2 separate regions of the Homo sapiens genome follow, and region 2 is linked to region 1. A link is an interaction called in ENCODE POLR2A ChIA-PET data of the cell type or tissue named here. Cell type or tissue: PC-3. All regions are shown on one strand. Region 1 overlaps OLFML2A (olfactomedin like 2A). Region 2 overlaps PSMB7 (proteasome 20S subunit beta 7).

Evidence for each region. Peaks named below come from ENCODE experiments on the same cell type or tissue, not always from the same donor. Only the 100,000 strongest peaks of a DNase experiment are listed, where the experiment ranks them.
Region 2: POLR2A ChIA-PET joins it to region 1 with 6 read pairs; 1 of 35 experiments calls an interaction of 5 or more read pairs at or near these places.

Annotation. Positions count from the first base shown.
Region 1 is chr9:124,810,668-124,815,667 of GRCh38, forward strand. OLFML2A (olfactomedin like 2A) reads left to right here. Exons shown (of 8, transcript NM_182487.4): 8 at 1-4,215. Among named protein-coding and RNA genes, the nearest start is that of OLFML2A, 36 kb to the left of the region's middle. RefSeq lists enhancers at 541-1,041, 1,042-1,544, 2,046-2,547. In PC-3, no CTCF peak of the experiment used is centred here; DNase peaks (open chromatin) are centred at 404 and 1,954; H3K4me3 peaks cover 427 bases; H3K27ac peaks cover 2,731 bases.
Region 2 is chr9:124,390,719-124,395,718 of GRCh38, forward strand. The region is part of intron 5 of PSMB7 (proteasome 20S subunit beta 7); the gene reads right to left. Among named protein-coding and RNA genes, the nearest start is that of PSMB7, 22 kb to the right of the region's middle. In PC-3, CTCF peaks have their summits at 2,476 (motif pointing right) and 4,078 (motif pointing left); a DNase peak (open chromatin) is centred at 2,313; H3K4me3 peaks cover 563 bases; H3K27ac peaks cover 3,824 bases.

The sequences.
Region 1 (5,000 bases):
TCATGAACCCATTTAACAGACGAGGAGACAGGCTCAGAGAGGCACCGTCCCTTGCCTAACACCTCAGTTGTGATCAGGCAGGCTGTGCTCTCAGGACAGCCCCATTTTAGGGATGAGGAGACTTCACCACGCCCTCCCCTCCCTGCCCTCCCCCATCTCCCCGGTCTCCCTTGTTCTCTCAACCCAGTCTCCCTTCCCAGGGCCACTCAGAACCAGAGGTCTTTAGGGCCAGTGTACTGGTGTGGGGTGGAGGCCCTGGCTCTGCCTGCCATCCTAGGGCCCTGTTCTGGCTGAGCTGTTGGTGGCCCTGGGCTTTGGGCCCCTTAGCCAATGTCCTTGTCTCTTGTCTTTGGCCAGCCCCCTCAGCCCAGCCCACCCCACCCGCTGTCCGGCCACATTCCAAACCTCTACCGTCACCTAGCTGCTGAGCAGAAACCGCACCCCGAGAGAAAATCCCATCCTCTGTTCCAAGGCCCCTGTCTGCTCTATGCTCATTTTTATTTTCTCTTATTCTTCATCAGTGCCGTCATTTGTTTCTGCAGCAGCAGCTGAGAAGGCAGCCGGCAGCTCTGCCAGGGTGGGGAGCTGAGCTGAGGCTCCCTCTCCACCCAGAAGCACTGGCGTTGTTCACATAGTCAGGCCTTGGGTCCCCTCCCTGGTTCATCCCAGAGCCTTTGGGCCTGGAGTCCGCCTTGTCCTTTTTCTCTGGGCTTTCAAACCCACAACCTTTACACACTCAGGGATACCTCCGGGTCTGCCATGAATAAGACCCTAGGCCCAAGTCTGGTGTGGTGCCAGGATGGCACAGTTTCCCTCTTCCTTGCCAGCCCTGACCTGGTCACTGGGCAGGCTGGCCCAGCAGCCTGGGGGCTGCAGAAGACATGGTGTGAGTAGTTGGGTCCAGGGGAGGCATCAGGCCTTCTTCTGGTTGCAGGAGAGAACCAGAGGGTGGGAACGGGGAGGGAAGAACTGAGGGTCTGCAGACTGGACTTTTCCTGGCTCGACCCAGGACTTGGGTTGAGGATGCACGGGGGCCACCTTGCCCGGGGCCACTGGTGGCTCCCCAGAGCCTCAGACCCACACAGCCCAGAGGACGAGGCCTTCAAGCCTGCCCCTCTTCTGCTTTTTTAGACAGTATTTTTAGAGCTGGAAAGAAATTTTCTAGCCCAACTCCCTGTTTCATGAAAGAGAAAAGAGGCTCAGAAAAGTTTAGAGAGCAGCTCAGTGTCACACTGGGAGCTGGGCACAGCCGATCTCCTTCCAGAAGGGTTCTGTCTGTATCCTTTATTCTCCGCACATGGAGGCTGCCCTACCTGGGAAGGCACCCCAGCACCTGTGAAGGACATTTACTGCTCATCCTCACCTGCCCCCTGGCCCTTGCTGCCTTCATTCTGTCCCAATGCCAGCTCCCTGGATGTCTGTATGTTTGAATACCAGTTGCCATGTTAGGAAGGTCAGCTGCACAGCCAAGAGTGTAAGAGTGTAAAGAAATGCCTTTTTTTTTTTTTTTGAGTTGGAGTTTTGCTCTTGTCGCCCAGGCTGGAGTGCAGTGGCGCGATCTCGGCTCACTGCAACCTCTGCCCCCTGGGTTCAAGCGATTCTCCTGCCTCAGCCTCCCTAGTAGCTGGGACTACAGCACCCACCACCACACCCAGCTAATTTTTGTATTTTTAGTAGAGACAGGGGTTTCACCACGTTGGCCAGGCTGGTCTCGAACTCCTGACCTTAGGTGATCCGCCCGCCTCAGCCTCCCAAAGTGTTGGGATTACAGGCATGAGCCACTGCGCCTGGCCAGCAAATGCTTTTTGTGCAGAATACACTTCTTTCAGGCATTGTCAGGTGCTGTTTTGTTTAAGCTCTAACTCACCCCTGGAATACAGGGGAATGATGACAACCAGCCCAGCCAGGCCTGACTCATCATGGTCACATCCAGCCCCCACCCCCGGCCAACTAACCACTGCAGGCTCCTCTTCCAGACTCACCAGGGGGCCTCGAGGCCCCGGCATCTCCCTTGGCCCTGGGTGTGGGTTTTACAAGACTGTGTCTTTCATGACATCATAGCCCAACCATGTGAGAAGAAGGAGAAGGCCCCCCTTTCTTCATTAATCTGAAAAAAAGGAAAGTGAGAATAGGCTGATTTTTAAAAGTTAAGGGGCAAGCAGCATTGCATTCTGGGGGAACGATCCTGGCCACAGCCGCCAAACAAACATTCACTAGGCCTCTTCTGTTTTCATACCCTTGTAAGTGGGTTATGTGGTGGGTATGGTCAGTTTTTTCTTTTTTCTTTTCTTTTCTTTTTTTTGAGACAGAGTTTCGCTTTTGTTGCCCGGGCTGGAATGCAATGGCGCGATTCAGCTCACTGCAATCTCCGCCTCCCGGGTTCAAGTGATTCTCCTGCCTTAGCCTCCTGAAAAGCTGGGATTACAGGGCCCTGCCACCAAGCCCAGCTAATTGTATTTTTAGTAGAGACAGGATTTCACCATGTTGGCCAGGCCAGTCTCAAACTCCTGACCTCAGGTGATCCACCTGCCTCAGCCTCCCAGACTGTTGGGATTACAGGCATGAGCCACCACGCCTGGCCAGTTTCTTCATTTTACATATGGTCACATTGGCGCCTAGAACAGTTAGGTCGCTCGTCACATAGGCAGTTAAGTGGAGAACCAGGTTTCAAAATCAGGTAAGAAAACCATCATCATTAACTGAGCACCAGCTGTGCTAAGCCTGCCACGGGCGTATCCTTGCAGCCTCACAACAGTGGGAGGTCTGTATCCTGAATGTCCTCATTTTACAGATGAGGACATTGAGGAGAAGAGACTTACCCAGGCTCACACAGCAGCTCAGCCTGTTCCAGGCGCTGGTCAGTGCGTGTTCTTTGCCACCAGCCTGTCACTCCAGTGGCAGCTCCAGAAACGGAGGCTGTTGCTTTTATCCCTAAACTGCATCCACAGAGAAGCCCCAAGAAGGAGGTTGGGGCCAGCTCATAAAAAGCCTGAATGCCAAGCCAAGGAGTGGATGCCTCCAGTCATATTTAGAACAAAGTCAAGTATAAATTTACAGAGAAAAAATTCTAAGACAGTTGGATGTTGTCCTGTTGGTGAGGAAGGGAAAGGTTTTTCTTGTAGGGAACTGGAACCAGCCCACAACTGCACACTTGTGAGCTGTCATGGAAACCTGATCCCCAACAGCTTTTGAGGTTGTTTGTTTGTTTGTTTGTTTACCTGTCTTGGGCTTTGTTGCTTTTGGCAAAAGGTACTTCAAACAAGGGAGGGCCTGGACTGAGGGGGACCAGGTCTTCTTGCTGACCTCGTCTACAAAGGCAAAGGAAGGCAAAGGAAGCTGTCTCGGGTGTTTCTGAACAACGTGACTCATGAGGGGCTTTGGCTACCTCTTGCGTTCCCCCTAGAGATGTCCAGGCCTTACATTTAATCGGCTTTCTCTGCGGTGGGGTAGAGAATGGAGCTCCCGCCTTGCGGGCAGTGCTAAAGGTGGAGCTGGGGGATTTTCCTGGGAATGATTTGAGGGCTCTTGAAAGCCCATGTGTTCCAAAGCGTCTTTAACTCTGGGATAGCATTGGAAGCCGCTGTCATGACAGGACATGGCACTGGATGGCTGGCAGAGAGCCCTGGCTGGGAGTTAGGGAGCCCTGGGTTGGAATCCAGCCCCACCTCTTTTATGCCACAGGTTTGGTCAAGTTCTCTCCCGCTCAGGGTAGGGCTGTGAACTCCCTCTTACAGCTAAGAACATGCAGCTTAGTGAGGACAAGACCCTTCTAGAGCTTTACCCCTAATCCCCCCCCAGGAGCCCCGAGGCCGGCATTATTCCTCCCCATTACAGGTGATGAGCCTCAAATTCAGAGAGCTTAAGCAACCTGCTCAGGGTCACGTCTCCAACAGGCAGTAGAGTCAAGGTATAAACCAGGTCTGTTTTTGTACCAGAGTCCCAGACTAACTGTTGGTAGGAATCTTGTAACCAGTCATGTTTTCTTCCTTGTTTTGGCCGCTGGGAAGCTCAAAGTCAAATTCGAGACCCTTTTTTTTCCAATTGTGCTGAGTCTCCTACTAGACTCGCTTCATTCTAGCTTTCTGCTTTTACCTTTACCCTAATCTTTTTATTTTTATGCTATTGTACTTTATTTTTGTAAGTTGCTGAGATATCTGTTTTGCAACAAGATGGGCTATATCTAAATAAAGACATGATCAAAGGTTTGATTTAAAAGTCTGGACTAAATGCTGTGGTCCATATCTTTATCAGAACACATACATTTAATAACTTTTAAAACAAATAATTTGTCGGCTGGGCATGGTGTCTTGCACCTGTAATCCCAGCACTTTGGGAGGCTGAGGTAGGTGGATTACTAGAGGTCAACACAGCACAGGAGTGCACACTCACAAACAACTGTGCAAGAGCATAAGCCTTAGAATCTGTCAAACCAGGGGTCGAACTTGGGGAATTTGCTTGGGGTCTGACCTTTCTCCTATTAAAATGGAGAAGATCATATTGTATATATTCTAGAGTTCGAGACCAGCCTGGCCAACATGGTGAAACCCTGTCTACCAAAAAATACAAAAATTAGCTGGGCATGGTGGCACGTGCCTGTAGTCTCAGCTACACGGGAAGCTGAGGCAGGAGAGTTGCTTGAACCTGGGAGGTTGCAGTGAGCCAAGATGGCGCCACCACACTCCAGTCTGGGTGACAAAGCAAGACTCCATCTCAAAAAAAAAAAAATAATAATAAAAAAGTAAAAAAAAAAATTCATGATCAGGCATTGGAAGGAACTGATGGTGTGGAAAAATGAATGGGGTAGGTGGATGGGAGATTAAGTACGCTGTTAGCTGAATGGGAATTGGAGGCCGGGCATGGTGGCTCATGCGCGTAATCCCAGCACTTTGGGAGGCTGAGGTGGGAGGATCACTTGAGACCAGGAGTTCAAGACCATCCTGGGCAACATAGTGAGACCTCCTCTCTACAAAAAATAAACAAAAGTAGCCAGGCGTTGTGGC
Region 2 (5,000 bases), 420 kb before region 1:
AAGTGCAGGCATTAATAGCAATTTTTTAAGGTATAAAAAATTGAAGAAAATCCAACATTGTGAGGGGATGGAAAAAACAAGCAAAAGACCAAGACTTTGCTAGCTGTCACAGTCTCCGTGTAACAGCAGCAGCAGGCAGCTTATTCCTTACATTTGTATACAAGGGCCTAAAGGTCAATCCATGCATGAGTCAACAGACCCAAAGAACAACAGCAATCAATCATCACAAACAAATACACCATGTCTCTCCTGCCTAACGTCCTTAGGAGGGCTTCCTTAGGACCGTCTTAGAGGTACAATCATCTTAATAATGAAGTCCTCTGAGCGTTTCAGCATGGGGCTAGACCCCACTTATCCAGAAGTGTACTCTTGGCAAACACAGCACTGAACAAACTACAACAGATGCACACGGTACTTAAGAACTTTCACAGCACAGTCACATCAGTTTTGTTTGCTCTTCAGGCATGGCAAGTAGTAGTAGTCCCATTTTACAAAAGGAGAATAAAGCTCAAAGATAAGGAACGTGCCCAGATCACACAGCCAGTGATAAGCAAATCTGGGATTCTGAAGCCAGATCTTTCTGAATTTAAAGTGTGCGATGTTCTTTCCATTCCACCACGTTTGCCTCTTAAATAGCAAAGCCAAATGCTTGAAATCAAGATTAGCAAGTAAGCCTGGGAGATGGAGCTATCTTTTCTTAGCTCCCCACCCCAAAAAAGCATGCTTTCAAACTTGCTTCTTCTTTAGATTTCAGCTCGATTACCACACACATCTGGATATAGTTAATTTGTGTTGTTTTGCTTGGAAATTCAAATGAGACTGGAATTTAGTTAAATGTTTTAAATGATTAAACATATGCCATTCACTGTTTAGCAATGCCACTCAAGTATCTGTTATAACAGCATTTATTTTAAAATAGTCTCATTCAAAAAAAAAAAAAAACCTAAAATTAGTCTCCATTTTCTAAAACCTCTGAAGGTGTTTCGATCTTAGCTTACCAGGATTAGTAACTCACTTTGAAACTAACTTTTTCTGAGCGAACAATCCAATTCAGGATGAAATCTGAAATTTTACAATCTAGATATTGCTTTTACTTGTTCTGTACATTTAAATGTGTTATTTTTCTATGTCAGAGTTCACTAAAATACTCAACAAACTTAGCAATTCTATAATCTATGTTATTAGATATGCTAAAGAAACAGTAAAAGACTGAAATAATTTCCTAAAACCTGCTGCTTCTAAGTCAAAAGCTAGGAAGGACCTGAAAGGTAGAAATTTGCTTTTTCTAATAAGGTGCTCACTAACTCTCAAACTGGGGAAGGGGAAAACATTCATTGACGGTCTTAGGTCCTGGACCCTGAACTCAAGTACTGGGAGTATTTGGCCCTTTTACAGACAAGGAAATTGAGACTCAACTGGTTCCAAATAGTTTGCCCATGGCAAGAGTCAATGAGAAGCGGAGCCAAGCTTTAAACCTAGGTCCTATTCTGAAGCATGGGTTCTCAAGCTCATGCACCCTTCAGAAGGGCAACTTCCCACTCTTTCTTCAAACAACCCATTCCCAGGTGCCCACGCAGGAGCAGCAGGCTCTGGGAACACCAAGAGGCACAAGAGGTGGCCCGGCTCTGGCGCTCCCTAGCTGGGCATATCACTCCGAGCTCTGCAAAGCTGCCAAAGTTGCTCCAGGAGGCACAAGCAACTGCATCAAGCACAGCGTGAATGATGCAACCGGAAACCGAGGGGCACAGCAGCCCTACTGAACTAGGTTCCTTCCCCGCACAAGAGGGCAGGGGACAGGAGGTGCCTTCCTCAAAGGGTGGCTCTGAGGGTTACACAAGATGGCACGTGTAAAGCAAAATGCTGGGGACACTAAAAGTTCAAGAAAAGCTGGCTGATGAAATTCCTCTCCGACAAGCTCCTGGTCCTCCAGGCAGCTATTTTATACAATCACTCTCAGCAAGTCCCAGGGTTGGCAGCTTTCATGGAAATAGAGGTCTTCAGAATTTCTTTCTCAAAGTCATGAAGTTATGAGAGGCAGCAGGAAATGGATTTCTACTGCTTTTCCCCAAATCAATTTAACCAGATCGTCTCAGGAAAAAAAGCTGCTCCTTCTGCTAAAGAGCGGTCCATTTTAAGCAGCCAAGGACCTGTTTGCCACCATGGCCTGCCAAGGTGTAAGATGTATGCGGCGATAACAGAGTCACACACAGGACTTTCTAATCCATCAGTGTCAGCTCTCCCTGACAGAGCGCTTACTCACACTTGCTCATTGTTAGTCAACTGGCCACTCATCCTGGGTAAAATTTGGTGCTTTCCACAGACCCACAGACTGGGATCATTTTTCACTCCATTCCTGCCTCCAAGGCCTCATCTCCTAGTACTGGTGCTTGCTCTGGAGGCCAACAATGCCAATGTGTGCAGAGCTGATTGATGAATATAAAATAAGGCGGGCACCAGGGGACCATATCCAGCCACTAGAGAGCAGTGGAGCACCTCTCACTGCTCGGTAAAACAGACGCAGGCTTTAAATGGTTTAATTGTATGCATGCATTTCATTATAAGTCCTGGCCAAAAGCTTCCCGGCGAGGCAAGCCAAGCAATCAGACAATCTTGCATCGCTTGCTGAAATCCAGATTTGTCCTTTGTCAGCATAAACAGTTTAATTTGATGTTTTCACTCCTGAGTAAGCACTGAGTATTACATTTAAACCCCTCATGAGGGAGAAGAATGCTTCCTTTTCATCAGCAAATGTACCTCAATGTCAAAGTCTACCTTTTATTCCCAATGAATTTAAAAAAGTATTCCATTTAATTTGCTAAAAATATTTGTAAGGCATCCAACAATTTCACTCAAAAGCTAATTCCTCAAAAAACGGAGTTCCTTTTCTAAATGTAATATAGTCAAAGAGGAGTTACATTTTACCCTAATAATTTAAAACACCACTTGAAGGGAAAAGGGATTTTTCTTATAATTGCAACTGCAACATCTCATTGACCTGACAGGTTATAAACACTTATTCTTCAGAAAAGACTAACAATCACGGCATCAGGGCCTAAAATGTGAGAGGTTTTATTTCATTAATGCATTTTAATGAAATGTCACAAGATATGGAGAGAGAACATTTTTTCCTTAAAACATAGGTGTCACCTACCCCTGTTTAGAGGACAAAATGGAGGACGAAAATGACCCTAAAATGCACCTATCTTAATCAGTCCCCTGCACCACGAGGCCACACCGGGAAACCGAAGCTGAGTGCAAGGCATACACCCTGCCCTGCTGCCGCAGGAACGCAGGGCAGTGGGAGCTGGCAAGTCTCTTAAAGGTCCCCTTTACTCAGGTCCATATTTCAAAATAACTTCCCAAACTTCAGGGCATTCCACTTTAATTGATGGACTAGACAGTATTATTTTCATTGTATGGATGGAAGAAGCTAAAGTTCACAGAAAGGAAGGAGGCTACCCAAAGTCATGCAGCCAGGAATGGCAGCATGGGTACATGAACTCAGATCTGGTTAACAGCAAATCCCTCATTCTGTGAACTACACAGTGAAAAGCCTTCTGATGGCTAAGATGACTTTCCACGTAGTCTGACCAATGAGGAAGTAAAAGGCATCAAGCACTAGGTCATAAGCATATAAAGGCACTTTCCTTTAGCAGGGGCGACTCTGGTCCAATTCTGAAACAAGAGCAGATAAAGATGAGCTGGTTAACCTCACTCTCTCTCAGTGGGGTTTAAAGCAAAGAACTTTAAACTGAGCATTTCCTTTAACTGTTCTGAAAAGTGCTCTGGCAAGGGCTTTTACTTGGTTGTAGGCTGAGGACAATTCAAATCAGGAGACTTTGTGGTAAAATGTCAGAGCAGGGAAAAAAGGAGGAAGAGCACCCATACATTAATTCAATACCTCACCATTTTGTCTATAAAAGGTGTTTAATATTTTTTTACACAGAATCAAGAACAAAATCCAATCTAATTAGAATAAATTAAGAACTGGCAAGGGCTGACTATATTACATTTCCTGTAACAATATGAATTTTAGAAGTAAGTATTTTCTCATTTCCTGATATCACGGCACCATCTATTGGCTTAGTACCACCTTTGCAGCAACCAAGAAACAAGATGCATTCATTCAACTTTCACGGGCTTTTGGTTCCCAGCTGTTTTATTCCTGGCACTCCACCGCAACATAATTTTAAGATATAAAATCCATTCACTGCACATTTTAAATCTTCTAAAATGCATCTTATATTAATCAAAGCAGGAAAAAGTGCCAGAGAAATCTTGACACAGAGAGCTACACACAGAAAAATGTATTGACACTAAAACTATCAAAATACTATGCACCAAACATCTACTACATGCTACATACAAAAGACTTTTATGTTTGGTATCTCACTTCATGCTCACACATGAAGTAAGCATTACAGAAGAAATCAATGTTCACAGTCAAACAGCTAAATGAATGTTAGACTTAAGATATGAACCCAGGCTAAGCATAGTGGCTCATGCCTATAATCCCAGCACTCTGGGAAGCCAAGGCAGGAGGATCACTTAAGACCAGAAGTTCCAGACCAGCCCGAAAAACACAGTGAGACCCCGTCTCTACCAAAAAAAGAAAGAAATTAAAAAAAAAAAAATCAGTAGTGGTGTGCCCATAGTCCCAACTACTTGGGAGGCAGAGGTAGGAGGATCACTTGAGCTCAGGAGTTTGAGGGTACAATGAGCTATAATCACACCACTGCATTTCAGCCTGGCGACAGAGCAAGACCCCGCCCCTAAAAAATAAAAACAAATAAGTTAATTATTATTTTTTAAAAAGATCTGAACCCTATTTGACTTCAAAAACCAGTTTTCATGCAGCCACACTGCCTCAAAAAATGGCCAAAAGCAACATATCCACATAAAAAGCACACAGTGATGTACAGAGCGTGCACACATAAAACGCGACGCTTCAGCACCCCAATAACCCTGTGACCTTCCCAAGTCAAAAAAAGTAGCTTCAT